3 separate regions of the Homo sapiens genome follow, and all the other regions are linked to region 1. Evidence: chromatin loops called from intact Hi-C (ENCODE). Cell type or tissue: A673. All regions are shown on one strand. Each heading gives the region's core, and the rest is flanking DNA. Links, peaks and the distances in the headings are about the cores only.

Region 1 (8,696 bases), core at 3,309-8,308:
GCCGCATTCAAAGCTGTCCTGGGCTGCGGGTTGGACAAGCTTGATGTAATGGATTATCACACTGGATAATTTCAAGAGCAGAGTAAAGGTACATTATTCCTTTAACCACAATGAAAAAAGAGGCAACTAAAAACTCCATGAAAAAGTAAAAGCTAATAAAACAGTGGTTCAAATATGAAACAAACTAAAAAGCAGCATGATTTGAAGGACTGTTGGAATGCAAGAAAAGAGAATCCACTCGACCTGGACATCAAAAGCACTCTCCAGCCAGGCGTGGTGACTCACATCTGTAATCCCAGCACTTTGAAAGGGTGAGGTGGGCAGATCACTTGAGGTCAGGAGTTTGAGATAGCCTGGCCAACATGATGAAACCCTGTCTCTACTAAAAATACAAAAATTGGCCTGGTGTGGTGGCAGGCACCCGTAATCCCAGCTACTCGGGAGGCTGAGGCAGGAGAATCGCTTCAACCCGGGAGGTGGAGGTTGCAATGAGCTGAGAGGTACCACTGTATTCCAGTCTGGACAACAGACTGAGACTGTCTCAAAGAGAAAATAAAGCAATCTCCTTTGAGTGGCATGGAGATGATACACTGGGCAGGTGGAGGAAAAACTAGAAACTTAGCACTCTGGTTGAGCATGCATATTAATATGGCCTCAATCATGTAAATACTCCTTAATGGTTTTACTGGTTTTCTTTTCTCTTTTTATTTTTTTTTAAGAGACAGGGTTTTGCTCTGCCACCCAGGTTGGAGTGCAGCGGCATAATCATAGTTCACTGCAGCCTTGACCTCCTGAGCTCAAGCAATCCTCCAACTTCAGCCTCCTGAGTAGCTGGAACTACAGGCACATACCACCACACCCATCTAATTTTTGTATTTTTAGTAGAGAAAGGGTTTCACCATGTTGGCCAGGCTGGTCTCGAACTCCTGACCTCAAATGATCCACCTGCCTCGGCCTCCCAAAGTGCTGGAATTACAGGCATGAGCTACTGCACCCAGCCCAGAAATATTCTTTTTATTTTTTTTAATTCTTATTTTAGGTTAAAGGGTACATGTACAGCTTTGTTTACAGGTAAATTGTCTCGCAGGGGTTTGGCATAGAGACTATTTCATCACCCAGGTAATAAGCATAATACCTGATAGGGAGTTTTTTGATCCTCTTACTCCTCCAACCCTCCACCCTCAAGTGGGCATTTAGGTTGATTCCATGTCTTTGCTATCATGAATAGCTCTACAATGAACATATGTGTGCATGTGTCTTTACGGTAGAGCAATTTTTTTAAATTTTTTTATTTTTTTATTTCAATAGGTTTTTGGGGAACAGGTAGGAACTTACGTGAATAAGTTCTTTAGTGGTGATTTCTGAGATTTTGATGCACACATCACCTGAGCAGTGTACATTGTACCTAATGTATAACCTTTTATCCCTCACCACTCCCCACCCTTTCCTCTAAGTCCCATGTATCATTCTTATGCCTTTTCATCCTGATAGCTTAGCTCCCACATATGAGTGAGAACATACAATGTTTGGTTTTCCATTACTGAGTTATTTCACTTAGAATAATAGTCTCCAATTCCATCCAGGTTGCTGCAAATGCCATTATTTCATTCCTTTTTATGGCTGAGTAGTATTCCATGGTATGATATATACCACATTTTCTTTATCCACTTGTTGATTGATGGACATTTGGGTGGGTTCCATATTTTTGCAATCGCAAGTTGTGCTGCTATAAACATGTATGTGCAAATATCTTTTTCATATAATGACTTATTTTCCTCTGGGTAGATACCTAGTAGTGGGATTGCCGGATCAAATGGTAGATCTACTTTTAGTTCTTTAAGGAATTTCCACACTGTTTCCCGTAATGGTTGTACTACTTTCCATTCTCACCAACAGTGTAGAAGTGTTCCCTTTTCACTGCATCCACACCAACATCTAGACTGAATAAAGAAATGTGGTACATATACACCATGGAATACTATACAGCCATAAGAAAGAGTGAGATCATGTCGTTTGCTGCAACATGGATGGAGCTGGAGGCCATTATCCTAAGCCAACTAAGGCAGGAACAGAAAACCAAATATGTGTGTTCTTACTTATACGTGGGAGCTAAACGTTGAGGACATACGGACACAAAGAAGAGAACAACAATCATTGGGGAGAAAAGCGGCTGGCCCAGCCATCCCCACACCCCAAAGAAGGGGAAGCCTGCAGAAATGAAAGTCCACAAATGCCTAAAACCCAGAAGTAGGAGGCTGAAACCAAATACCTTCACTTTGAGAACTGTGACTGAAAACCACACTTCAGAATGAGGATGCAGCCCTTGAAATTCATGGGACGATCTTTCTAGTCCATCTAAGGACCTGCCAATTTGTCTTACCTTTCAACTGGGAAATACATTATACATATAAAACACAGGTGTGTATGTATATAAAATATGTACCACTTAAAAACCTAAGTAAAATAAAAAGAATACATATGCTCAGAACACACAATCCAAGAAACAGAATATAACCAGAAATTTTAACATTCTCTCTGTCCTGCCACACCCCGACCAAGGATAATCACCTCCCTGATTTGGGGGTTAATCATTTCCTTTTTGTCCTCATAGTCTTATTACACATGTATGCATCCCTAGGCAGTATATTGTTCAGTTCTGCTTGTTTTTCAACTTTGTACCATTTTAATCGCACCATGTGTATTCTGTGTCATGCTTTTCTTGCCCTACATGGTGAGATTTATCCTTCATTGATACAGGCAGCTGTAGTTCATTTTCACTGCTGTAGCTAGGCACTGTAGGACTATACCTCGGTTTATCTACCTACTCTACTGTTATTTGATTGTTTCTAGTTTGTTCTATCATTAACAATGCTACCAAGCAAACTCTTCTGAGAATGACTTGTCTTTTAAAATGCTCCTTCCAAACAAGTCCTCACCCCTCCCTCAGGAGGTCCGGGTTTTGCCTCTGCAAATAGCACAGGGCGGAAAACCCTGGCCTGTGGCTACAGTACCGGGAGTTCCCTGCAACCAGAGAAACGATTCCCAGGATCCCACCCCTCTGCTCCCCGCCCTGGCCTCACTCACAAATGCCTGTCTCCTCTTCTGAACTTGAGATTTCACCTCCTGGTTTACACGGGGAAACAATTGGCCTTTGAAGAGGCAGCCTGGATTTCTGAGCCACACCTCTCTCCCTGCTATCTCCCCCTTCTTCCCCAGGTAAAGGAGAACAGACCGCAATAAAGGGCTCCATTGACAGGCCGCAGGGTGACAGCTATGGCAGAAAGGAGATGCAGGCCCTGCCCAGCCTGGAGGGTCAGAGGAAGCTCTCAGGTGCCAGCCTTCGGGCCATTAGCTCCTCACATGTGCCACACAGCAACAGGAAGAAGAAAGGAAACCTACCCATGGGCAGAGCCAGTCACTTTTCCATGTTATATATATTATTCCATTTAAAGCTCACATAAATTGAAAGGTGGAAAAAAATAAGAGGCAACACCATAATTACACTTATTGGATACAGACCATATGACAGCTACTGTGCCACGTGCTCTATACACCTTCTCTTAATGGGTCCTAATCCAGGACAGTGGCCATGAAGTCAATTTAGGGGATTAAGACCAGCATTTTAAAAAAGGAAACCAGCTGGGCGTGGTGGCTCACTCCTGTAATCCCAGCACTCTGAGCAGCCAAAGCGGGCGGATCACCCGAGATCAGGAGTTTGAGACCAGCCTGGCCAACGTGGTGAAAACCCATCTCTATTAAAAATACAAAAAAATTAGCTGGGTGTGGTGGCGGGTGCCTGTAGTCCCAGCTACTCAGGAGGCTGAGGCAGGAGAATGGCTTGAACCCGGGAGGTGGAGGTTGCAGTGAGCCGAGATCGCACCACTGCACTCCAGCCTGGGTGACAGAGAGAGATTCTGCCCCAAAAATAAATAAATAATTTTAAAAATTAAAAAATAAAAAAGGAAACCAATAAGGCTGAAACTAGATAGGAAATACTACAGAGTATGCCATAGCGGATGGGTAAGCATTGTTTAAAGTTTCACTTCTGGCCAGATGCGGTGGCTCACGCCTGTACTCTCAGCACTCTGGGAGGCCGAGGCAGGTGGATCACCTGAGGTCAGGAGTCCGAGACTAGCCTGGCCAATGTGGTGAAACCCCATCTCTACTAAAAACACAAAAATTAGCCAGGCATGGTGGAGGATGCCTGTAATCCCAGCTACTCGGGAGGCTGAGGCTGGAGAATCACTCGAACCCGGGAGGCAGGGGTTGCAGTAAGCCAATATCGCGCCATTGCACTCTAGCCTGGATGACAAGAGCAAAACTCCGTCTCAAAAACAAACTAACTAACTAACTCAATAAATAAAGTTTCATTTCTATTCATGTCTATTAGTCCATGTGTAATAGACCATAATGTGAAACATATCTCTCACTGCGGGCAGTGGCTAAAGTTGTGAAAACTTCCTTATGTGTTTCATAACCTACCCACTGAGGTAAGTTCAGTTTCTAACCTAATTTAACAGAAAATAACTGAAGCTACTTCCCCAACTTCATCTGTAGTACACACCCCTGCCACCATCCCACCCCATCACTCCTGACATAACAGCCTCATTTCTGTTCTTCTTTCCATCCCCAGAACACGTGCTATTCCTCAGCCCAGAGTGTTCTCCCCTCTTTGCACAGCTGGCTTCTTCCCATCTTTCAGGCCTCAGCCTGGGTGTCAGCTCCACTGCAGAGAGCCCTCCTAGAGCCCTGGTCTGAGTAGGCTCTCTCCTGCTCATGGCCACTCAGACATCTGCTTCCTTGTTTGCTGTCTGCCTTCCCCACTAGAACTGCAAAGACAGGGAGACATCGGTTATCTTCACCAACACAGACCTTGCTTCTACTAGAGTAGCTGGCACATAGCAGACACTTCACATTTGTTAAATGAATAAAGAAATGTCCCAGGTCCTCATGGTTAGCAAATGGCAAAGCCAGGATTCGCACCCAGGTCTGCCTGACGTGAGGCTTGTTCTCAGCACTGGCACTGTGCTAAAACTCAGAAACAGCATGTTGCTGCCCCAGTGCATGCCATGAGAAAGCATGAGTGCCCCAGCATGACTAACTCCTAAAGCCCATGCTCTCTCCATTATGTCGTTGGGATGGACATTGCAGCTGGAAGGATGAGTGGCTCACACGAGCAGCCTCTTGCAGTCAGCTGAGAACGTGGAGGGGATAAACGAATGAGGAGACTGCAAAACCTCCAGACTTGAAGAGGAAAAGAAAGTTGCCAGTGACCAGAGGAATACCAGAAAAAAATCAGCTGAGCCCATGATTTCTACTGTGGCCAGCTCAGAAATGAGGGGTGGGGGCTCCCCTAGGCAAACAGTATTCTAGGAAGGAGGTCTAAAGAAGCAGCCAGAGACAGCAGAAAAACTCAAAGGCACAACCATGCAGGGGGACAGAGGGCTGAGGCTGCAGGAACTGCACATTCAGGGCCCTCGGGGTGGGCAGCATTGAGTTGACTCCAAGGCTGGGACTGGAGAGGGAGGTCCCAGGCTCTGACTTAGCTGGCCTTCCCACAGAGGGGACAGCTGGAGTGGGCCACAGGACTATTTTGGCAATGCTGCCACCTTGTGGCTGTGGAATGCCCAGCCCACAGGAAAACAAATCTACACATAGGTCAGTTTGTGGGTTCATTCTTCACTTATTGAAAGCACCTAATATGGGCGACATGGCTCCAACCTTCGAGGACCTCACCCCTTATATCCAGGCAGTGACCAAACTCTCCTCTTTTCACCACTATGTCCCCACCCCTGACCCCAAACAAGACTGTGAGGGCAAGGATGGTATCTTACTCATCTCTGAAGCTACGGTACGCGGCATAGGGCCTGGCACATGAGACTAATAACAGCAGCTACTACTTAGTATTGTGCTCAGTGCTTTTAAGTACATTAGCGCATCGGATTCTTGAATTGCACCTATGAGACCTCCAAATGGAGATGTCAAGGAGGGCTTTATTTCAATATGAGCCCGGAGTTCTTGGAGAGGTCAAGGATGGAGAAATAAAGGTGGGCGTCGCCGGCATACAGATGGTGTTTTTTTAAAGACCAGTGCCTCTCAAAGTTTTACGTGCATATGGCTCACCAGGGAGTTGTGCTAAAATGCAGACTCCAGTGATTCTGTAGTCTGAAATGGGGAGGAGATTCTGTTTTACCAGACTCCCAGGTGGTGCGAATACTGCTGGTTCACAAACCACACTTTGAGTGGTAAAAATCTGGAACAGAGGTTAACAAACTATGGCCAGCTGGACCTCTATTTGTACAATCAGCAAACCAAGAGTGATATTTTCATTTTCACAGGGGTTGAGAAAAAGAAGAAGGAAGGAGAAGGCAGAAAAGGCAGAAGAAGAAGGGGTTGGGAAGGAAGATGGGAGGAAAAGAAGAAGAGGAGACAGAGACCATTTGTGCCTCACAAGGCCTAAAATATTGACTCTTTGGTTTTTGACAGAAAAAGTTTGACAATCCTGACCTCAAATATCACCCAGGGAAAAGCTATGCAGCTAAACAAGGGAGCAACCGGGCCCTGAAGCAAACCGCTGCGACTTCCAAATCCCCATCCCTAGTTTTGGTAGGAAAAGCAGGAGCGAAAGGCACCGCATGTACAGTCGGCCCTCCGTATTGTGGGTTCCATATCTGTGGATTCAACCAAATGAAGAATAAAAATACTTAAAAAAAGAAGGACATTGCGTCTGTATTGAATACGTACAGACTTTTCTTGTCATTATTACCTAAAAAACATGGTATAATAACTATTTACATAGCATTTACATTGTAGCAGGCAGGAGATGTGCTTAGGGTACATGCAAATACTACACCATTTTATATCAGGGACTTGAGCATCCACAGATTTTAGTATCCAAGGAGAGTCCTGGAACCAATCCCCAGTGGATACTGAGGGATGACTTATATACCAAGAAGGCAGGAAGGCCAGGGGCAGCGGCTCATGCCTGTAACTGTAATCCCAGCACTTTGGATCACCTGAGATCAGGAGTTCGAGACCAGCCTGGCCAACATGGTGAAACCCCATCTCTATTAAAAATACAAAAATTAGCTGGGCGTGGTGGTGTGTGCCTGTAAATCCCAGCTACTCGGGAGGCTGAGGCAGGAAAACCACTTGAACCTGGGAGGCGGAGGTTGCAGTGAGCCAAGAACGTGCCATTGCACTCCAGTCTGGGTGACAAGAGCAAAACTCCATCTCAAAAAAAAAAAAAAAAAGGGGCAGGAAAAGAAAAGATGAACTAACATCTGAGGCTCCCAGGTGGGTGGGGGTGGCCCTGGAGACACCTGGGGTTCTGAGTGGGAACAAGGACTTGTGGTGGGCCAATAACCCACTGCCTCTTTCAGTGCTTATCTTGGGAAAAACAATAGAAACAGAAAGGGCGAGCAGGGACTACCTCCACTTGTGTGCAATGCCACAGAAGGACTGGGAAAATAAAAAGGACAGCCTGTGAATTCCACAGGGTTCATCTGTCGGGCAGAACCTTCTGAATTTTGGCCAAGGGTGGGGAGGGTGGGTAGAGGGATTTCGGAAGGTGAGGGAAAGGGTGTGGCAGTAAAATAATAGCCCCTAGAGCCTGCAATGCAGGGGGCCACCCCAAGTTGTGTTTGGCCACGGTGCCTTCTGTCATTCTTCTGCCGCCCTGTGCTGAGGAATACATTTGCTTAAACGTCACTGCCTGAGAAAGGAAATACAGCTGTCCATTTCCATCAACTTGCACCAATTAATCTGGCTTTTGCTCAATGGAAGACAAGGCTGTTTTGCATTAAGTCATGAAAGGTTTGCTTGTCTCACCATGAAGTGTTCACATATTTCCAAAGGACAACAATAGCACCCTTTCATGGAGGGCAGAAAAGAATATCTATCAAAAGACTGTGGGGCAAGATATCTGCAAAGCCAGACCGCTCTTAAATGCTGGAGGGCAAACAAGAAGACAGAAGGATATGACAAAGTCACCATGTGCTGTAAAACAAATTCCAGAATTTGCTGGTTGGAAGGAATCTTTAAGGTCAACCAGTCTCACTCATGTTTCCAACAAAGCTGCCTACAAAATCTAACCATCTTGAGAAAAAATGCACATGTCACACCTGGCTTTTGGCATGGAATATTCTTTTTAATAAATTAAGAAATGCTTGCAATGAAAAACAAATCTCTGCCTTTTAACCCACGAGTTCTTGCCCTTCTCTCCCATCCCCCTTGATCTCACTAGTTGTCTCTCCCACCAGAAAGTAGGTTCCTTCAGGGAAGTGACTGATTTTTGCAGCACCAGACACACTGGCCGGCCCACAGAATGAGTATGGTGAGCAAGACCCCAGTCTACTGAAAAACCTTAGCTTTCCCGCCACCTACTGGCTGTGTGATTTTGGACAAGTTATTTAACCTTTCAAAAACCGGTTTCCTCATTCGTAAAGTCCTCCTTACAAGAGGGCTGTTTTGAGGATTAACTGTGTTAATACATGTAGATACAATAGTAAGGATTTCCTAAGTGTTGTTGACAATTTTTATCATTCAATTAGTAGATTAATCTATTATTCTGGCTGGGCACGGTGGCTCACACCTGTAATCCCAGCACTTTGGGAGGCCAAGACGGGTGGATCACGAGGTCAGGAGTTCAAGACCAGCCTGGCCATGATGGAAACCCTGACTCTACTAAAAATACA
Region 2 (10,974 bases), core at 3,631-8,630, 260 kb before region 1:
CTCCTCCACGAAGACCTCCCTGGCCAGCCCAGCCATGGTGTCTTTGGCTATCCTTTGTCTCCCCAACTGTGGGTCCTCTGGGGGCTGAAATGTTATACAGTGCATCTTTATGCTTTCAGCTGTGCCCCGTAACTGGCCTCTCCAGCAAGTATGTGTTAAATTCCTACTGTGGACCAGACACAGTGACAAGTGCCAGGTGTTAAAAGATGACTGGGGGCCAGGTGTGGTGGCTCACGCCTGTAATCCCAGCACTTTGGGAGGCAGAGGTGGGTGGATCACGAGGTCAGGAGATCGAGACCATCCTGGCTAACACGGTGAAACCCCGTCTCTACTAAAAATACAAAAAATTAGCTTGGCATGGTGGCGGGCGCCTATAGTCCCAGCTACTCGGGAGGCTGAGGCAGGAGAATGGCGTGAATCCAGGAGGTGGAGCTTCCAGTGAGCCAAGATTGTGCCACTGCACTCCAGCCTGGGTGACAGAGCAAGACTCTGCCTCAAAAAAAAAAAATGACTTGGCTCCCTCTTTTAAGGACCTCACAATTCAAGGAGACAGACAGGCGAACAGAAAAACATCACGCAGAGGTGGAGAGAGGCAGGGGGTCATGAGAGCAGAGAGGGTGGTTGGGCACATTGCTTACCAGCAGTGGTAACCTGGAAGCATTGTCCAGATCCAGGTGCAACTCTAGATACAAATGCCATCCAACCTCAATGCTCCCCACTCTAGGGCCACAGGTGGTGCATTTGCCTCCTTTGTACCCTGCCCTGTTTTTTCTGCCCCTTTTCTCACTCTCTGTCTCCCCAGTTCTCCTCTTCCACTGGCTTCTTGCATGAACCCGGACCCCATTTGCTCATGAGAGAAGTTATTCGTTAAATTAGAGAGTGGTTCCTGGGGACACTGAGCACTCTGCAGAGAAAAGGCACAGTAGAAATCTAATAAGTAAATCAGAGGGCTAAAAGCTCAGACAACAAGCAGGAGGATTTAGGAAATGAGGAGCTACAGTCTCAGGTACCCGAGGAAGTCATAACTGACAGAGCAGCTTGCACCCCTTGGCCCTGGATGCAATTTAAGAAATTGGATTTTATACTCACCTGCGTTTGGGAACTAACTACCCTCCCACATGATAAATCCTAAGGCTCTTGGTGGAACTCCCTGGGGCCCGCACCAGCGTCATCTGTTTTAGACGACCCGTTCATCCTCCAGGATCATCAATGGCTGGCAGGAAGGGAGGACCTCTCCGAGACATTGGTGAGCTCTGGTGCAAAGACCTTTCTTGGCCATGGCTTCTCGGAGGCAGCACACGGACAGAGCACGGGCTTTGGGTTTGATCGAGGTCTGGTTCTGTTGCTGTGTGGCCTCAAACAGTTGTCTCGCCTTGCTGGTCCTCAGTGTCTTCATAAGTCACATGGAGACAAAGTCCCATCTCTAGGCATGGTGAGGATAAGTGAGAGAGTGTGTGAAAAGTATTTTGCAGGGTAGATACTTGCTGACAGATGGTCAATACGTGATGGCTTATTTTCACCTTGGAATCAGTAAGTCCAGCCTAGGTGTGGTAGGAGAGCCTGGAACTTTTACATCTCCAGGGACAGGGGACAGTCATTGAGACAGAAGGAGCAGGACTGGTGCTGAGTCAGAAGTCCAGAAGCCTGTTGGTCAGGAAGTTTGCCATACCCATTGCGAGAACTCTCCATGGGTGTGAGGCGGATTCTGAGTCCCTCCCCCAGGACCTGAGCAGACAGCCTGTGTACATGCATACACGCTCACCCACGTGCCCCACATGCTGTCACACATTCATGATACTTACTGTTCACAATGTGTCCACCCACAGGGACACGCCACACCCCAAGTTCTCACCCCGTCCCCACCTATGTGCACAATCCACACTCCCGCTCTTATTAGCAGGTAGGCACGGAGTCACGTTCATGTGGAAGTTCACGCCAAGACCAAGATCATCCCTTTTCTTTCCTAGCGTGTGAACCAAGGATCTCTTCCAATGAATTCCCATTTTGCCCTCCTCTTTCTTTGTGAGATACTGAGGAAGGACCAGGGAATGAAGCCAGAGTCTTGCATTTGCAGAGAAGCTGGAGGGGAGAGGGAGGGAGCATTTCCTGGGCTGCAAGCATCCCAGGACCGAAACATCCTAAGGGTTGTTTATTTTGGAAAAGAAAAGATTGTCTGTTAAACTTCTCAGTAGTTGGGTGGAAGAGGGATTAGTCTCATTCTGTGTTGCCTCACAGTGCAAATTTGGGACTAATGAGGCAAAGTTGCAAGGCTGTAGGGAATATTTAAGCTCAACATAGAAGAACTCTAAAATTATTTAAACTCTCCAAAAATGAAAACCACAGCTTCCAAAGTAATGAGCTCCCTGTCTTTAGAACGATCCAAGGGAAACCAGTGTGACTACTTCTCCAAGGTGCTAAAGGGGGAATCCTTTAGCACTGGGTGTGAGAATGGCACTGATTAACCTCAAAAACACTTTTTGTTCGAAGAATCTAGAACTGGGCAGTTTCACACAGCTTCTCACTCAGCTATTCTCTCTGAAGGTAAGGATGACGTCTAGACCAGAGAAAGGACGGTTAGTGTCTTTTTTTTTTTTAATTGAGACAGAGTCTTACTCTGTTGCCTAGGCTGGAGTGCAGTGGCACAATCTCAGCTCACTGCAACCTCCGCTTCCCGGGTTCAAGCCATTCTTCTGCCTCAGCCTCCCGAATAGCTGGGGTTACAGGCACCTGCCACCACGCCCCGCTAATCTTTTTTTTTTTTTTTTTTGTATTTTTAGTAGAGACAGGGTTTCGCCACATTGGCCAGGCTGGTCTCGATCTCCTGACCTCAGGTGATCCACCTGCCTCGGCCTCCCAAAGTGCTGGGATTACAAGCATAAGCCACTGTACCAGGCCAGCGGTTAGTTTCTAGGATGCTGGTTGCCAGCTAGGACCCCCTCCCCACTCTGAGTTATCAGACCCAAATTTGTCCAACAGATGCCCTGGACCTTTTTCCCAGAGACCTGGTATTCCCTGGGTTTTGTCTCTGCCCCCACCCATCGACCTGACCTGAGCGCAGAAGTCCTGATACTGAATTTGTTTCAGGTGACATTTTGATGAATTCAGACCCAAACTCACTCAGCTTATTGATCCTAGAGAAAATGTTCATCCTTTAAAGACCACCAAACTGCATACTTAATCCATGTGCCACACACCGGGTCGATAGGAAACGCGGCTAAGACAAACATTTTGCTGAGCCCTTTATTGAAAGAGAGCTCTGTGACATTCTATTTCTCTCTTCCTTCCACGTGGACTGAGCACCCCATCCCCCACCCAGAGGTTGAGTGGCAGCAGCGAAGGCACGGGTCTTCAGTTATGGGAGCCCTTGAGCCTCTCTCAGCCTCAGTTTTCTCATATGAGAAGCACAGGAAGCAACAACTCCCTCCCCAGTTACAGTGTGGACTAAATGGCATAACTGTGTGTGTGTAAAGTGCCCAGCAGATAGCAGCATCTCAGTAAAGGCTCATCTCTTGTCCTTCCTTCTGCATTCCAGTAGGGAGAGCCTCATTTGTGGCTCAGGAATCCCTTGCTCCTCAGCTGATTAAAAAGGACCCTCTCAGTGTGCATCAAAAATCTAAGTGCCTGAGAAGAAAGGAAGCAAATTAATGAACTCATACATGCACGTGCACCCACATTCAAACCAACTGGTGGTACCAAGCACCAGCCATGCAAGGCCAAGCTGTGGTGGGTGGCACACTGCCAGCCTGAGAGAGGGTTTGGTGACAGCATTTTGAAGATGGAGATGCTGAGGTCCAGGGATGTTTAATAATTTGCCCAAACCCACATGAAACTTCCTACCTCTAAATTACGTGTAAGGGAAAGGAACTACATAGAAGCTGTCTAAAATGGAAGCTTGGGAAGGCAAAAATTCTTCTCTGTCTTGTTCATCACAATATCCATAACAGCCAGAACTGACACAGAGTGAGCTCTCCTTGAATGAATGAATGAATGAATGAGAATGAATGAATGAAATTAGAATAAACTCAAAGATAAAAACCTGAATGACTGGAAGGTTAACTACATAAAGCTGACCCATACCTGAGGCTGACTTATAGTTCTGTAAAAGGAAGGACAAATGAAGGTAGGAGGAAGTCCCATTCTCAAACCAGCAGAGATCTCAGACCTCAGCCCTCATCTTGGCCCCCAGAATTTTGAAGGGACACACAGTGCTAAATCAAATATTAATCTGTTGAACATTAGAGTAGATCATCCCTGTCTGTGGAGTTACTCGTCACATACACATGTGCACTGAGTGCCTACTATGTGCCTGGCTCTGAGCCAGGTTCTAGAGATTAATAGAGATGGTTCCCACCTCACAGTCTGGGAGGGTTGGAGCAAAAATTCAAAACCGTGGTCGCATCTATAAGGGAGTCTCATAGCAAAGGTATGAATGAATGAAGAGGTATGAATAAGGCAGTTGGCGGGGGGTGGTGTCCAGAGGAGGGGATGCCCATCTGCAAGGGTAGGGGTGGAGAAGGCCACACACAGAGGAGATTCTTGGGGGCTCTTGAACTATGAATGAAATGTGATGCTTGAGAGGGGTGTGAGAATCCCTGATAGAAGGAACAGCGGCCCCAGGACAGCCACCAGGCAGCCCCTTCCTCTGAGAGCTGAACAAAGCTGTTCCTTGAGCTGCTGTGGGTATTAACTCCAACAACATAGCAGTCTCTATTCAAGCTACAGAACTGGATTCCTCAGGCTAATCTTAGAGTATCTTATTATTTTCCTGACTTTTAGCATACCCCTGTACTTTCTAATAATATATTATATTTATAAGTAAGTACCATTTATAGGGGCTTACAATGTGTCCGGCCTTGGTTCCATACATTTAGACAGGGTTTAGGAACACAACTCTCTTTACCCTTCCCTCCCAGTATTGTACATACATTATCTCCAGTCCTTATTGCAGCCCAAGACCTCTCCATTGTACACATTGAGGAGACTGAAGGTGGATATCTCTGATCAAGAGCTAAGAGGTGGTTGTGACACCCACACTACTGTGAGAAGGCCCCAGGGCTGTGGGATCAATGGTCCAACCTTCCTAGGCTGGCTTCTCTTGGCCTCAGGAGCCAAGAGAGAACCTGCCCCGACTGTCCAAAGCTTCAAGCCAGGGTAGCATAGAACTTCCTACTCCCCGGGCTTCTTAGCTTAAGCCTCTTTTTTTTAAACCAGGCTCCCTCACTGTGTCCTCTGGCCAGAGAACTTTCTCCAGATGAACAAGAAGTATAAATTCTCCTGCAGTTCAGGCCCTGGGCCACCGGCCTCCTCCACATTGCCATAACCACCCTCTGTGGACTGACAGAGCCTGAGTCAAGAACCCCAGTGGTTCATAGGGGTAAATAGGTCCCAGAGACACACTGATCCCCACCTCCCATGTGCACCGAAAACCTTGTAAGCATGATTGTTCCAGAATAGACCCAGGAATTGCCAGTGTGGACCCAGGTATTTTCTCGTACTATTCATTCCTATTCCAAGAAGTATTAAGCAGCTCATCAATAAACAAATGAATGGGTTGGCAGGAGTAGGTAGGCAAGGGTGGAAGTGGTTCATAAGCAGCATTTTCTTTTCAAGGGAGATTTAAGTCTAAGGAGCCATCTCAAGTCTGGAATTCCTTCCCTTTCTCCAAATGCGTGCACACATGTAAGCACACACTATCCCAGCCACCCTCGTCCTTTGCTCTGGTGGGGCTGCTAGATTGGATAACCCCAAAAGGGGTCACTTCTCTGGGGCTCAGCTATTGACGTGCAGGGTCTGTGCAGTCCTTGGCATGCTAATAGTAGCAATCTGCCTCCCACTGGGCTGGCCTCGTGGTAAATAAACTTTCATGTTCTTATTGAGTGATGGCTGGTGGCTCAGAATCGCTCCCCTGGACCTGTTTGAGGTTGATTCCATACTCAAAGCCATCATGCTCTCCTTTGCCCACTCACTGCTGAAAGGTTATCATTAAAGAGAAGAAAAGAGCTTTGATTTTTGTTGCTGGGCCACCAGCTTGGATATGGGGCTCTGAAGGAGGTGGGGGAGTTTGGTTTTACCCCAAGCGTTGTGGTCAAATCCTAGCCCTGCCATTAGCAGCAGGGTGATTTTGAGCAAGGGAGGTTGTGGAACCTCTCTCATCCTCAGTGTCCTCCATAAATGTTTAGGGTTAAAGAAGAACATGTATTTACTTCTTCAACTGCAAAGCTCTGCAGGTGTGTTAGTTGCCAATAATACTCAGTTAACCTGGTTTCCACATTCCGCAACCGATGTTCTAGTCCCTCAGAATGAAGCCCCTTGTCTGGGGCCTGTAAGGGGCTTCCATGGAGCTTTCTGGAATGTGTGGACTTTCCATAAAGTATCTCTGACAAGAATAGAATGGGTAGAATCAGGAGCAGGGTCCAGACCATGACTGGCAGGCAGACAAAACTTCCCCTGCAATCTTGACCTTAACCCTGTCCCAGCGATATCCCCCCAGCAAGAGGTCCCCCCGCGGATCTGCTGCCACCCTGTGGTCTCTGTTATTCCTTTCCTCTCTTGACCTGAAGTGGGAGAGACTGCATTTGAGCTTTCTTGTTTTTGAAGACAAAAGAAACATTGGGCTAGGGCCTCCATCTAGCTCTCTGGATAGCTAGATAAATAATTACTAAATAAATAAATAAATGAAAATAAACAAAGCCTCCAATGAGTTTGAATTGCTGCCGTGCTGAGAGGTAACTGGCAGATTCAATTTAATTATAGGATACAGCGTCGTAATGGGGTATGTAAGGCTCAAGGAGGATTTCAGTAATGGGAGGACAGCGGGGTTCCCTGCCTTTTCCGCTGGGTCCTCTCCTAACCCCACCGCCTACTTTCCCTCCTTGCTGTGTGGGCTGGGGTGGGTGGGGGAAGCGGGTAGCTGCCTGGGCTTGGCTCTGCTGTTGGGGAGATCTCACCAGTTCCTCATCCTCTGCTCCTCACCAGCCTCAGCTCCCAAGGTGGCCCAAGTTACAATGCCCTAGAGGACAGTCCTCTCTGCGGAAACGTGTGAGGGAGGAGAGACAGCAAGGAGAGCTGGAGAGCCCTCCCTCCTTCCACCCCAGTGAAGGTGCGCAGCATTCCTGGGTGAACAGGACCCACCCCGCGAGGCAACGCATGCCCACTGGACTGTGAACCAGGCAGCTGTGACTGTGACTTGGCTGGGGGCAAGGACGTGCTGTCCCCTGGCCTCCCTCCTGTGCCGCTTTTCCACCCAGAATGTGGAGGGGGCATTCCCAGCCCACTGGACCTTAGCCCACACATCTCCACCCCTAAAAACCCTGCACTCCCCACTCGCAGGACATTTTGTTCTTCTCTCTGCCCCCTTCCCTTGTGCCAAGTGAGAGCAGACATCTCCCCCTACCCCTACTCATTCGGCAGCATGTGAGGGGCTTGAGGGCAGGGGCTGGACATGACTGCCTGACTCCAGTGATCAATTCTTTAAAGTCAGCGTGTGGCCCTGCTAGGACCCTCTTCAGTTAATCCTCAGTGATCAGAGTTTTATGTGGGCCATAAATAGGTGACAAGAAGGTTTGTAAGCCCATCACTAAATAGCAGCCCCGCCCCTGCTGCCTGCACACCCTGAGTAGGCAGGCATTCTCCACGCTTCCCCACCTCACCCCACCTCCCTGCCTCTCCAGTCCCTGAGAAAGGGGCTCTCCAGGAGCCTCACTCCCACAAGGGCTTCTCAGTGCTCCTGACCACCTGACAGTGATGCCTGTGACTCCATCAGCAGCACCTGCTTGGCGGGGGGGGGGTCCCCTCTTCCCACTGGGGTCTCTGCTGGTCAGCTGGGCTGTGTGCATGACATTGGGACCACATCCTGGAAGAAGGGCACAGCAAGCCTGGGCTCTGGAACCAAATGGGCCTGGGTTCTAATCCTGGGTCGTCCATTTCCCAGTTGTGTGACTTTAGGAAAATTGCTTGGCTTCCCTGAGCCTCACCTGTACAGCAAAGCTAATAATCCACACATTCACTAATCTGGGCAAAGACTAATTTCACAAATCAGTCTTGTATGTATAACCTGTTATTGGGCCTCTGGCTTTGCAAAGATCTTGGCCTCAAGAGAACTGTAGGGGCTGGGGAAGGGAATACTTGGAGGCAGGCTGGGACTTTGCCTGCCTCCTTATTGCCTTCAGTCTTAGTCTTTTGGGAACTCTTGGTCCTTCTAGAAATAAGGAAAGCAGAAATGCCTTTTCCTGCCTGGCCTCCCAGCCATGATGGACTGAATGGACCAGGCTGAGCCTCCCCAGGGGTAGGACACATAGCTGTCGAGCATCTGGCCCCATTCAAACACTAGTCACGACTTCCAACTTTCTGTTAGGAAAAGTCTAACAGCCCTCAGGCATATGGCTTTTGGCAGCCCCTGTTCCTCACAGGGTGTGTGGAAGACAGACTGGAGGACAGGAATGGCCTTCATGATCCTATTTCTCTGTTCCCCCACCTAGCAAGTAACTCATTGGAATTAGATACGTTAAATCAGAGACGGGCTGAGGCATCCTTGCACATGGGATAAAACTGTTTCCCGTAAAATTCTTTAACCAACATTATTTAACATCCCCCCGCCCCACCCCTCTCACAAACGGATTATACTGGAAGTCCAAAGAATCTCATTCATGATTAGCTTTACTAACCTCAGCACTTACTAGCAATGTGACCTTGGGGAAGTTTTGTAACCTTTTGGATCCTCGGTTTCCCTTCTGTCAAATAGGAATAATAACAGCACTTACCTTATAGAGTTTTGATGAGGAATAAAGAAGGTAAGGCATGCAAAGTGCTCAGCCCAGAGACTAATGAAGCATAAGCAATCAGCACATGGCAGCTTTCATTGTGATGGTGAACTACATGAGCCTGGTCCCAGGTGGCAGACACTTGGTGATGCTGGCCAAGGGAGAGGGGCAAGGCTGGGCTGCACCCAGCCCCCAAAGATAGTAACCAGTGTCCCACTTTCAGTGTACAGAGGAGTGGGGTGAGCTCTGCCAACCTTGGGTCCCATGTTGATGGCCAAGTGCCCCAGAGAAAGCTGATGGCTGTGTCAGAATTCCAGGCAATTCATCAGTTGGGAGAAAGATCCCAGGCAGTGTCTGAGGGTAGGGGAGGAACCCAGCCCTCCAAGGAGAGAAAGATGATAAGAGCTAGGCAAGGTATCAAAAAGCCAGCCCAAAGGGCTGAGACTCCGAATTGGTTGGGAGTCGAATCTCACAGAGAATGGAGACAGAGCATGGCACGACGCACCAACAAGCACCAACATGGAGGTGTACGGCAAGCCTCACCATTTGCCAGCTGTGGGACTCAGGACAAACTCCTCACTCCTCTAAAGTGTCAATCTCTCGCTAAATAACAACAAGGAGAATAACACCTGTGATCATAAAGGTGTTGTGAGGGTGAAACGAGATGAGAAAAGTTAAATGTCCCTTGCAGCTCAGCAAATGACTGCTGTCTTTTTTCCCACCTGAGATGTACAGACTTAAGCCAGTGAGCAGAGATTTGGAGAAGCCGAAGGATAGATGACCACATGGGCATGTAGATTTCCTGCAGGCACACAGGATCTGAGACATAGCAGCACAGATAATTCTAGACCCCACAGCTGGTGGTGAGGAGTTGCTGATAATGCCTGCCTTGGCCGCATGGGGGATAGAGCTATGCCAGCCAAATAATGGCATGGCTGGAGCAGGCTGGAGAAGGCAGGGCTGGCAAAGGGTTATCCCAGTGTTAGGCACTGCCACTGCTTACCAAGCTGTAAGGTGCTGATCGGCACGTGATCAGCAGGTGTGTGAGGGAGGCTTGCTGCCTGCTGGAGCTGGTGAGATGGGCTGGCGGGTCACAACAAGTTTTTGGAATTATCACAAATGATTGTCAACTCTTCCTAACTGACAATAACTTGACATGAAATGTTATAGAACTCATTATTTCAAAAACGTAATTTAAGACCACAGCTGTTTCAGATTCCTCTTATATGAATTTAATTGGTATGTAATAGCATAGTTAATTAAATACAAATCAATAGTTTAAAACAACTAATTGATAATATGAATGGGGAAAAACTTAGTTCTAGTATAATTAACTCATATGAAATAAGCAATGAAGAAGCAATTATGTCTTTACAACAACGTAAAGTTTATAGTTATTTAGTAAACTTAGAATTAGCAAGCAATGAGATCCAAAAATTATAAAACAGGTATTATTGGGCTAATTAAACATTTATCACTCGTCCTGGAGGTCCAGGGCCAGGCACTAGTCAGGATTAATATACCTTTGCTACTCCACTCTTCAGTCCTCTTTATGATAGAGGTTGATCAGAAAATTATGATCTTTGCATGATGTATGGGCATTATTATTGCCTGGGATATGAGTAATTATGCTGAAAATAGGAGTAGGCAGAACCGATGCAGAAAGCAGTTTAGCAGAATCAAAGTGAAAACTTTCCAAACAGAAGACCCCATCATTCTGCAATCAGAATGGCATCGCTGGGCAGAATGGCTACTGATGGCTATTGATAGACAAAAACCAATGAGAGGGCCATTGGTAGACATCCAAAACTAAGACAAAACTAGGGACAATCTCCAGCTTTCAAGGCCTTTTGCAAGGACCTCCCTCACCATCCCACAGCCTGAAGCTGTCTTTTCCTCCTGGGGACTCCTGCAGTAAGAATTGCCATTCATGCAGAAATAACTTGCGTGCTGCCTCAAGACTTTCTTTACCGAACTATTACCTGTCTCTGACTTTTAGTTACCTTTTCTTAAGTATATGTCTTGTATAGCCAACTGGATTATAGTATCTTTGGGCTAGGAAGTTTGCCTACTATTTTTTTCTCTTGCACATAGTGCCCAGCACTTAGTGGCCTCTTTGCGAGTGTCTGTGCCTTGGACTTTACACCAGTCACATTTATTAATGTGTCCTGGTTCCAGAGGGGTAGGATTAATGCTTGTAGCAGAGTCTACCCAC
Region 3 (9,543 bases), core at 4,544-9,543, 110 kb before region 1:
ATAGAATGCGTTGGGAACCCAAGGTTCTCTGCCCTCCTTTGATTCAATCTTCCTAGACAATAAAGGCAGTTGATAGCTCTGATTGTGGTGGCAATTAAACCTACAGGCTGACTCCTCTCCCCTGTGGGTGGATTCAATCCAGAGGACGTGTGGGACTCACCAGCCACCTGACTCAGCCAAATATAGCTCAGAGGCAGAGTGGTCACACTAGATACTGGCCAGGCCATTCTGGACCCTTCCTCTCAGCAATATTCTGAAGGCAAAGTTCCCTCCTCTAGAGGTTCAGAGAACAAGACCCGCTGGAAAGAGTCTAGACCACCAGGCACCCTAACATTTTAATATACAACTCAAATAGTGTTCTAAGAAGGGCCTCGCTTGTGGGTAAGTTTGATGTGGTCATGGCAGATGGGGTGGATAAACAGGGGCAAGTTAGAGTGCTCGTTGAGGGAGTGGGATTCAAATGGAACTTTAAAGAACCCAAATTGTCCCTAAGGTGGCTTGGAGGTTCCTTGTCAGTTTTAAACCTTTCTTCTCCAACCTTCCCTGGTAGTTCTTACCCATCATGGGAACCTTCATCACACCAGTTTGTGCTTCTTTCCAGACACTGATTCCTTGGATGGTCCCAATCCACAGATTCTATACACAGCCTACACAGCTCCTCCACTCAGAGGAATTTTCTGCTTCGATCATATTTCCAAGTGCTTCGAAATTTCCCAGAAACCTGGCTATCTTCCTTTGTAGCCCCTAAGCCTGAGGGAGTAAAAACTGATCAGAAATGTTAAGTGTATGTCCACAGCCCACATTCTGCTGCTGGTACCATGCTGGCCTAGCATAGACATCAGGATGCTGGCCCCTGCCCTCTCTAGGTTAATCTCAGCAAGCTTGCTTGCTTTCTTTCCATATATGTTTTCCATTGGCTAACAGAGAATAAGGATCCAAGACCATATGCACAATGCCTTGGTGTGCTGGAATAAGGAAAAGATGACTTTAGAGGATCTGTTCATTTACTTCTCTTATTTCTCTTGGTCTTCCCACCTTGGATATGCGTAGACCATTTACCTCCTAGTCCTCAGCACAGCTGACCCTGCCCCTTGCTCCTGCTACACACACACACACACACACACACACACACACACACACACAGAGTGTGCACTAATAGGGTGGAGGTGCCCATTCTTCCATTCTTTCCTGGAAACCAAAATTATAAACGAGAAGAATGGGGAAGAAATATGTTCTATAAAATAAGCCCTTTGTCCTGTCCCTCGGCACACCCAGGGTAAGAATATGGACTGAGCAGAGCGCACCGGGGCAGCTGCAAACACTAGGCTGCACGGTGCCCAACCCTCTTAGCACTGTCCAATGCCCAATGCAGCAAAGAATAGCCCAAGGGATAGGAGGTCACAAGGATGATCTTTGTGAGAGACAAGAGCATGGAGGGAAAAAATGAGGGGGATCTGGAGGACTCTGGGGCATTGAGAAGCCTGAACTGAGCTGAGTACATCCCTCAGCTGTCTCCAGCACTATCTATTTCTCACAAATGAGTGGGGGTGCAGAAAAGCTGGTGAAGGGAGGTGCTGAAAAACAAAGGCAGTGGGAAGCCCCGAATTCCCCCATAGGTGATTTCACATTAAATAAAATGAGTGCTCTACATTTGTAATCTTATTTAATGCTCACAATTCTACGAAGTATCACCATTTTACAGATGTGGGTTGAGGCTTAAAGAAGCCAGAAAACTTGCCCAGCGTCAAGCGCTAACGAGTGACAAACATGAGCTTTATACACACATTCATCCTAGAATGTCGCTGGAAGTGGCTGATGGTAAAGGCCATCTGCTAGCATGCGCTCTGGGGCAGGCCGGGCGAGGACAAGCACAGCTCCATTAGGAAGGCAAGACTGTGCTAGCATGCGCTCTGGGGCAGGCCGGGCGAGGACAAGCACAGCTCCATTAGGAAGGCAAGACTGGCGTCCTCCACCCTAAGTCCCCAAATGACCCGGAAAGACCACAAAGCCCTGGGAAACAAAGCTCTTCTGTGTATCAAATCACCCCCACCTCTACCAAGGACGGCAGCCAGTCTTCCGATAGCTTTAAACTTCATTACTGGCTCAGAGTCACTGGACGGAGGCCCAGTCTCTAATTCTCAGGTTCAAGATCAGTCGGCCAAGGCCAGGGTTATTTCCACCACCTCTTCCACTTTCAGGGAATAGGAAGTACTTTCACGTGAAGAGCAAAAATGTCACATCAAATCCATTTCTGACGAAGCCTTTTTGAACAAATTCTATAAAGCAAGAGGCCATGAAGCCGATTTTAAGTTTCCAGAATGGAAAGGAGCCAGGGAAATGAAAACAAACATGGTGCAGTCCTTGGGAGATTTCTTAGAACAAGAGAAAGGAGTCAACCAAAATTCCATTTCTCACTTCCTGGTTGGAGAGGAGTATGTGCTGCTTGGGTCATTTGCTATTATGGAATCAGAACCGAAGGCACAAGGTACATACACACACACACACACACACACACACACACACACGTTTGATTAGTTCTTCCCAGGTATTATGTGTGCGGTTTGTCCTGGCACCAGAAAAAAAAAAAAAAAAAGACAAAAGGGAGTCTTGAGATTAGTTTCTTCTCTGGGAGCTTTCTCTATAAAACACACTTTTTATTGAAATAAAAATATAAAAATGTAAATAAAGACTATCTTAATTTGCAAATAGATTTTTATTTTAAATGCTCCTTGGTGTGCACATCTAAAGAAACAAACACTTAGATGTAGACCAATGACAACTAAATCTTAAATTTCACTTCCCCTTTCAAAACGGCTTTTGAAAATCTCTTATCTAAGTTGTTCTTAGGAACTGTAACCACATACCAGCAATTTGCAGCTTTCAAATCAAAATTAGCAGCAGTCTCTGGGAGTCACTGATAAAGAGCTCATTCACTGATAGCCGCCTCTCATTTCCAGTGAGCCTCCAACCATCCTTTCCCCAACTCCTTATGTTTCAGTGTTCCTAACCAGGTCATAAACTGAGAAAAATTTTAAAAAATTTAAAAGCTCCTCTTCTTTCTAGAAATAAGGAATTGTTTTCCTGGCCAAGTCCATGTTTGCCGCAAAACCATTAATTCTTTCCCTCTCTAACCGCCATTCTTCCTTGGCCCTCCTCCCGTCCTCGCTAACAGCAAGTTCTTTGACATACACTGAAAGCTTTCATTACTACAAGCCCTATAAGTCTTCCTACTCCCACAGCCTCCATCTTTAAAAGGCCTTCTGTGAATATACACCATTCACAAGATACGTCATCAAATTGTCATCTACATCCCTGGTTATATTTATGCCTCTGCCAATATCTGCCTGCCACTCCATGTTCCCAGTGCTTTTCTCGGAAACAGTCCACTTAGCCCACCCACGGGGCTGAGACAGCCTCATCCCCTGAGTAGAGAGCTTCCTTGAGTTCCCTGATTGGAGAATACCAGACAAGAAATAGCATTTCTTTCCGCTGTTCCTTAACCTTACGGCCCTTGGCAATATCTTGGAATGCTGAAAACATTCAAAAAATGGTTCTTTGTAACTGTCTTCTTTATGGTGAATCTAAACTATTAATGCTCAAAAAGAAGGCTAGTGAGGTCTCAGGGAGTCCAGATGTTCCTGGAAATAACTGGAGTTTAACTAAATGGAGCTTATCTGAAATCTATACCCAGTTATGCAAGAGAAAAAGTACTATTCTGGATAGAAGCTGAATATAGGAAGGGATTCATCCCTCTGAAGATCACTTTCTTTTTTTTTTTTTTTTTTTTTTTTTTTGAGACAGACTCTCGCCCTATTGCCCAGGCTGGAGTGCAATGGCACGATCTCGTCTCACTGCAACCTCCACTTCCCGGGTTCAAACGATTCTCCTGCCTCAGCCTCCCGAGTAGCTGGGATTACAGGTGCCCACCACCATGGCCAGTTAATTTTTTTGTATTTTTAGTAGAGATGGGGGTTTCACCATGCTGGCCAGGCTGGTCTCGAACTCCTGACCTCAGGTGATCCACTCGCCTTGGCCTCCCAAAGTGCTGGGATTACAGGTGTGAGCCACTGGCCCCGGCCTGAAGATCACTTTCTATGAGACAAAGTCCAGGTGGACTAAGTTCAAGTTACCACTTTCACCTCCTTTGCAAGGAAAATAAAGGGCCAGGCTCTGCTGCCCAAGGACTAGGAAGTACATTTGTGACATTAATGGGCATTGCACTTCAGAGAAATACTAAAAGAAGAAGGCAAGTAGAGATAAAGTGATGCAGACAAGGATTTAAGCAGAATTTTCAGATAAGAGCTTCCTATTTGACTTTTAACAGAAATTAAAAGTTTATCTAGCTCTCCTGCCATGCAAGGGCTCCATCAGTGCAACATAAATTCACTGAGAAAAAGAGCACAGACCTGAAGGCTATCTCCAACCAGACTCCACCAGCTCCATGCTTAGTAAGAAGAGAAACGGGGAGACACTCCTTAAGTGTGAAAGTTGGTGATCTGTGTAAATAGTGTTTTGGGAAGACTCAGAATGATAGATGGCTCTGGACTAGCTCAGTTCAGCAATTCCAACTCCAATCCCCTAGGGTTGTTTCAACATCTGAGCCTGCTCTCATTCTCTCCACCCAACACCACTCTCCCAGCCTTCCAAGGCTCTTGAGAGGAAGCTATGTCTCTGTTCAGGTGGTGTGTGTTTAAATTGTTACCTTTCCCTGGGAACCCAAAATGGGGCAAAAAACAGCACCCGCCTCCCAAAGTTCATTTTTCCCTGAAAAATTCTTGCCAAGCCCTGTTGTAATAACCCTCTTAGCACTGGGGTCTCTCCCACCTGCTTCACACCATCTGCAGTCCCTTTAAGTGAAGAAGTGGAGCCTTCCCATACATTTGAGCTTCTCAAAAATCTGTCATCTAATGAGACTCAAGGTTCATCTCTTCTTATTTATTGGGCACAGGATCCCAAAAATCTCTAACAAGAGAGATAAACTCAATGAGATTGAACTGGACAGGAAAACCAGCTATAACTACAGACAGACACACACCCACACGCACACCACGCGCATACCCCTCCTTAAACTTTTAAGTCAGAAAGGTCTGATTTCTTGGAACCACATCTAGTACAGAATTATGGGAATGTTGGAAACTAACAGTTTTCCGAAGCTATAATGAAGACTTCAAAAAGGTTGGAGAGATTAGAATAGAGCTGACAAACTCAGGTTATACTTCTCAACCTTTGTTTAGGAATCTACTGTGGCATGCTAGGTACCATTGAAATGGATAATGTCTCCCAAGAAATCTCTTTCCCCAAGAATCCCTAAAGGTGTCCGACTTCAACTTGAAAACCGCTAATAGCCGAGCGCGGTGGCTCACGCCCGTAATCCCAACACTTTGGGAGGCCGAGGCAGGTGGATCACCTGAGGTCAGGAGTTTGAGACCAGCCTGGTCAACATGATGAAACCCCATCTCTACTAAAAATACAAAAATTAGCTGGGCGTGGTGGCAGGCGCCTGTAATCCCAGCTACTCGGGAGGCTGAGGCAGGAGAATCCATTGAACCCGGGGGTCGGAGGTTGCAGTGAACTGAGATCCTGCCATTGTACTCTTGCCTGGGTGACAAGAGTGAAACTCTGTCTCAAAAAAAAAAAAAAAAGAAAGAAAGAAAAAGAAAACCACCAATATAAAGCAGTTTAAACACTATTCATCGTTTGATTATGCAAAGCCTGTGTTGCAGTCATTTCACTGATGTCTTACCTTCCCCTACCTACCTTGTGGGTGATTTGAAGACAAAGACTTTTCTGTAACCAGCCATGTTACTCACTACCTGGCCAAGTATTTGGCCCTACAAATGTACCTAACCTGTTTCATACCCTCTGGCATTTTCCACGATGCAAGGCAGCTTTCCAATTAATATTGATATCATACTTTACACTCTACAAAATGTTTTTATGATCATTTTCCCATTAGGTCTTTAAAACCTCATTGTGAGAGAGACATGCATGATCACTGCTTTGCAGATGGAGAAGCAGAGGTTTACTCGGCTAAACGACAGAGCAGGGAGTTGAACTCACGGTCCAACTGTCCCTATTTGGTGTGCATCGCACCTTACTGTCTCCCACAAAAACCTGTTCCAAGCTCAAACTCCTCGTAGGCTAGGCAGCCTCTGGAGGAAAGCAACGGAATGCATTTGTGTCCTTGGAAAATGTAAATAAAATCCTTGGCATCCAAAATTAAGGCACACCATGTGATGTGAACACAGAGTAACATTTATAAGTGTTCCCGCACTAGAGACCTTGACTCTTATCCTGCCCAGCAAGGTGACGAAGCGGGGAGTCCCTTCTCTCCTCCGGGCCTCAGTTTCCCCTCTGTGGACTTCCAGGATCTAAATTCGATGGGACAGAGCTCTTCCACTCCCTCGCAACCTAAGGCAGTTTCACCCCAGCCTCTGCGATGAACCCAAAGCAGGTGGCATGACCGAGGCCCAGCGAGAGTTCGGAGGGGCGCGGCCCCCTAGTCCGCCCAGCCTCCCCTGAGCCGTCGCCAAGCCTTGAGCCGCTTGCCAGGGAGGGGCCGGCCTCGCCTGAGGCGGGGCGCCGGGGCCAGCATCCCGAAAAGCGCGGGGAGGAGGCCGTCAACCTGGACGAAGCGCGACAGGCCCTGCGAGATTCCGGGCGGGTTCCCACGGCCGCGAGGGTCGGCGCGGCGCCCATGCGGACAACGCTTGCACGGCCCTGACGCCAGGGCGGGGCGAGCTACATCAGTAGCTCCTCCCTCCCCTGCCCTGCCCGCCCCTCCGGAGAGGAAACTGCGCGTGCGCCTAATTGACGCCGCTGAAGGACACTGGGGCTTAGCGCAGGCTTTACACGCAGGCCGTAGAGTCAAGAGGCCCGTGCGATGATCCTGCTGTCCCCAGCAGCCTGGGTGAGACCCAGGAATCTCTATTCCCAAGTCTCCCTAGGTAATTCTGAGACAAGCGGTTCTCCTTAGCTGGACCCACCCTTTTGTTGCAGAGAAATGACTGGCCCACGTTCTTACAGAAAAAGGCGACAGAGGCTGGTGGAGAACCCAGATCTCCTGACTTGCCCTCAAGCACGTGCCCTACTGTGCTCTTTCCCCTCCTCATTTCCAGGGTATGGTTTAATCAGTCCCAGGCAGGCTGGCAGGCAGTTCATTCCCGTTGGTTGGGCTAATTGAAGACTGAAAGTCCCTTTCCCAGAAAACCAAAGAACCCCATCCAACAGCCCCACATCAAAGCCCCATTCTCAGCTCCGACCCTTGGCCAGTATTGCCTCAATCTGCGTAGGATGTTGGGCACCCTGGAGAAAGCTATCCCCACCCCCCCAAGCAAACAATGGTCTATTTGGGTATACACACACCCCGCATTCACAGTCTTCTCAGTATGTGAGCAGGAAGGACTGTCCGCACACAGAATCACAAACAACCCACCAAGAATGTAAAATGCTCCCATATCTACATGTGTGCGTGTGTGGAGTTTAGACGGGTCTGACCCACCCCTGTGTGCCGGATTCTAGCTTGAGTTTAGGCACGTTCAGTAACAGGCAGTGGCCTCAGTCCAGGCCAGCTGGATCATGTATGCAGACAGCCATTCTCAATGGCCCCGGATGGGAAAACGGACACTCCCTTGCATCTCCACATGAGCGGCAGCTGGGGACGCATCGGGGTGAGCAGAGTTGAGATCCCCACACGCTCACAACCCCTGCTGTCTGCAAGCTCGCTCCCCAGGACACAGCCTTCAAGACAAAGTTTGCCCGTGTGGAGGGGAGTGGGCTTGGGGCTGCAGATGCTGGGGCTCTACTCGCTCTCAGAACCCCCCTCTCCCCTGGCAAAGCAGCCAGGCTGCTGAGAGAGCAGCCCTTCTGTTCCCTGGGAGGGTCCTTGGGGCCATTCTGGGGGATGAAGTGGGTGTCCACAAGGCCATTCCAACGCTCTGTGGAGAACCATGTCATCTTCCTCTGTTCCTCCCAAACTGCTGCCCCTCTTTATCTGTCCTGTCCCAGCCTGGCTTGTCTCAAAACCTCAAGGCCGCAACTCTTTCCGAGAAAGCCAGGAATACAGCTGCCAGTTCCATTCCCCAAGTGGGGAGTTCCAACTCTCCCTCCTGGCTCCAGATGTAAAGGAACAGCTGTGGGGTGGCAGGAAGCCCAGTTGGCAGCTAAGCAGGATCTGGGAAGATGGAGAACGAAGGCGGGAGAGACAGGCAAACGGCAGGATTGTTAGGATGCTAAAGACCTAGGAAAGAAGCCGTTTCATCCCCTGGCCCAGCAACTGGCTGTTAGGCCTTGCCAAATCCCTTCCACACTGCCCTCCAGGCCTGCCCATCCCATCCTGGCAGCCTGGGCCGCTGGCAAGACCTTCCATAAACTCCATTTTCTGGTTCCCACTTAATCTGAGAAGGGAAACTTGGCTTTCTTTGTCTGACCCCACCCCTGTCCTTAAAACACATACCTCCCAAGCATGAGATTTGGGTAACTGAAGAATGGTGGGGAAGAGAGGAAGGAAGGTGGGAGAGGACTCTGGCACTCTCGTCTGGCATCCTCCAGCCCCTCCCTCCTCTGGGCAGTAACCCAGGGTGCCGGGTGCCAGGCTGGGTGCCTGCAGACGGGTGCTGTGAGCACCACTCACTCTCCTGCTATGCCAGGGTGATAATGCATGACCGGGCACCCAACACTGGACTCAATAAGTCATTATTTCCTGAGTGACCATGCCCTGCTCTGGTCTAACAAGCCTGCCCACTGCCACACCCTGTCCCATGCCTTCCCCCACCTGAAAGGACACAGGACATCACAACTGCTTCCGTTTTAGGAAAAATAGTTTAATGGTAGGTTTGTAACCTCTTTTCTAGATGAGGTCCCCTTCTCGGTGGAACCCCCACACCAGTGCTCTTCCCATGCCTGCTGGGAGGTAGCAGCCCCTCTCTGGAGGGCACCCACCCATTCCCAATGCCCCTGCCCTCCTGGGAGGCCAGTGCCGTGTCTAGGCCTTGGTGGGGCCATCGCTGTAAGTTTTTATAAAAAGTGGGCAGAATTCTCTACTGGCCTCTTTCCTGGATGTGTGGGACCAGCCCACAGCACCTTCCTACCCCTTAATTAAATAGCCCATTAAATAATCTCTTGGTGCTGGCAGAGAGGGGGTGCCACAGCAACGAGCCCCCTGCCCTGGCCGGGCTCCCACGGCTCCAGCGCCCCCACCCTGACTGGATCTCGGCTCCATAAGAGCAGCCAGGGGCATGGCCTCATCTCAGACCTGGCCAGGCCCAGAACTCCCTCCCCAAGAGGGGGTGAGTCCAAGTGGGTCATACTGGCACCAGCCACCCCCACAGCCACGCATGGGGGTCACCCAGACAGCAGAGTAGGCAACCGACAGGCTACAGCTCTTGCCCAGGTCAGAAGGACGTGAGGTTCTTGATAGCTCCCATCTCCAGCATCCGCTTAATGGCCAGGGCCTCTTGGGAGACATTATGGCCTGACCCCTGTGGAGACAGCCAAGGAAATAAACTGAGGGACTCCCAGGGACCTCTCTGTCCCCAGGAAAGT

What was found. Peaks named below come from ENCODE experiments on the same cell type or tissue, not always from the same donor. Only the 100,000 strongest peaks of a DNase experiment are listed, where the experiment ranks them.
Region 2: a loop joins it to region 1, with 2.5 times the contacts of the local background. A loop is called at or near these places in 5 of 110 quality-filtered maps.
Region 3: a loop joins it to region 1, with 4 times the contacts of the local background. A loop is called at or near these places in 53 of 110 quality-filtered maps.

Annotation. Positions count from the first base shown.
Region 1 is chr11:126,307,582-126,316,277 of GRCh38, reverse strand. The region is part of intron 2 of DCPS (decapping enzyme, scavenger); the gene reads right to left. Among named protein-coding and RNA genes, the nearest start is that of TIRAP-AS1, 7.6 kb to the right of the region's middle. RefSeq lists a silencer at 259-464 and an enhancer at 4,791-4,860. In A673, for the core only: CTCF peaks have their summits at 5,424 and 5,629 (motif pointing left); a DNase peak (open chromatin) is centred at 5,577; H3K27ac peaks cover 345 bases.
Region 2 is chr11:126,569,386-126,580,359 of GRCh38, reverse strand. The region is part of intron 1 of KIRREL3 (kirre like nephrin family adhesion molecule 3); the gene reads left to right. All of the region lies in intron 1 of KIRREL3-AS1 (KIRREL3 antisense RNA 1), which reads right to left. Among named protein-coding and RNA genes, the nearest start is that of KIRREL3-AS1, 31 kb to the right of the region's middle. In A673, for the core only: a CTCF peak has its summit at 6,506 (motif pointing left); no DNase peak of the experiment used is centred there.
Region 3 is chr11:126,413,897-126,423,439 of GRCh38, reverse strand. It overlaps ST3GAL4 (ST3 beta-galactoside alpha-2,3-sialyltransferase 4), which reads right to left. Exons shown (of 11, transcript NM_001254757.2): 11 at 8,802-9,479. The coding sequence ends at 9,393. It overlaps KIRREL3 (kirre like nephrin family adhesion molecule 3), which reads left to right. Exons shown (of 17, transcript NM_032531.4): 17 at 1-82. Among named protein-coding and RNA genes, the nearest start is that of ST3GAL4, 63 kb to the right of the region's middle. RefSeq lists silencers at 6,486-6,655, 6,756-6,885 and an enhancer at 6,652-6,946. In A673, for the core only: no CTCF peak of the experiment used is centred there; a DNase peak (open chromatin) is centred at 6,769; H3K4me3 peaks cover 619 bases; H3K27ac peaks cover 872 bases.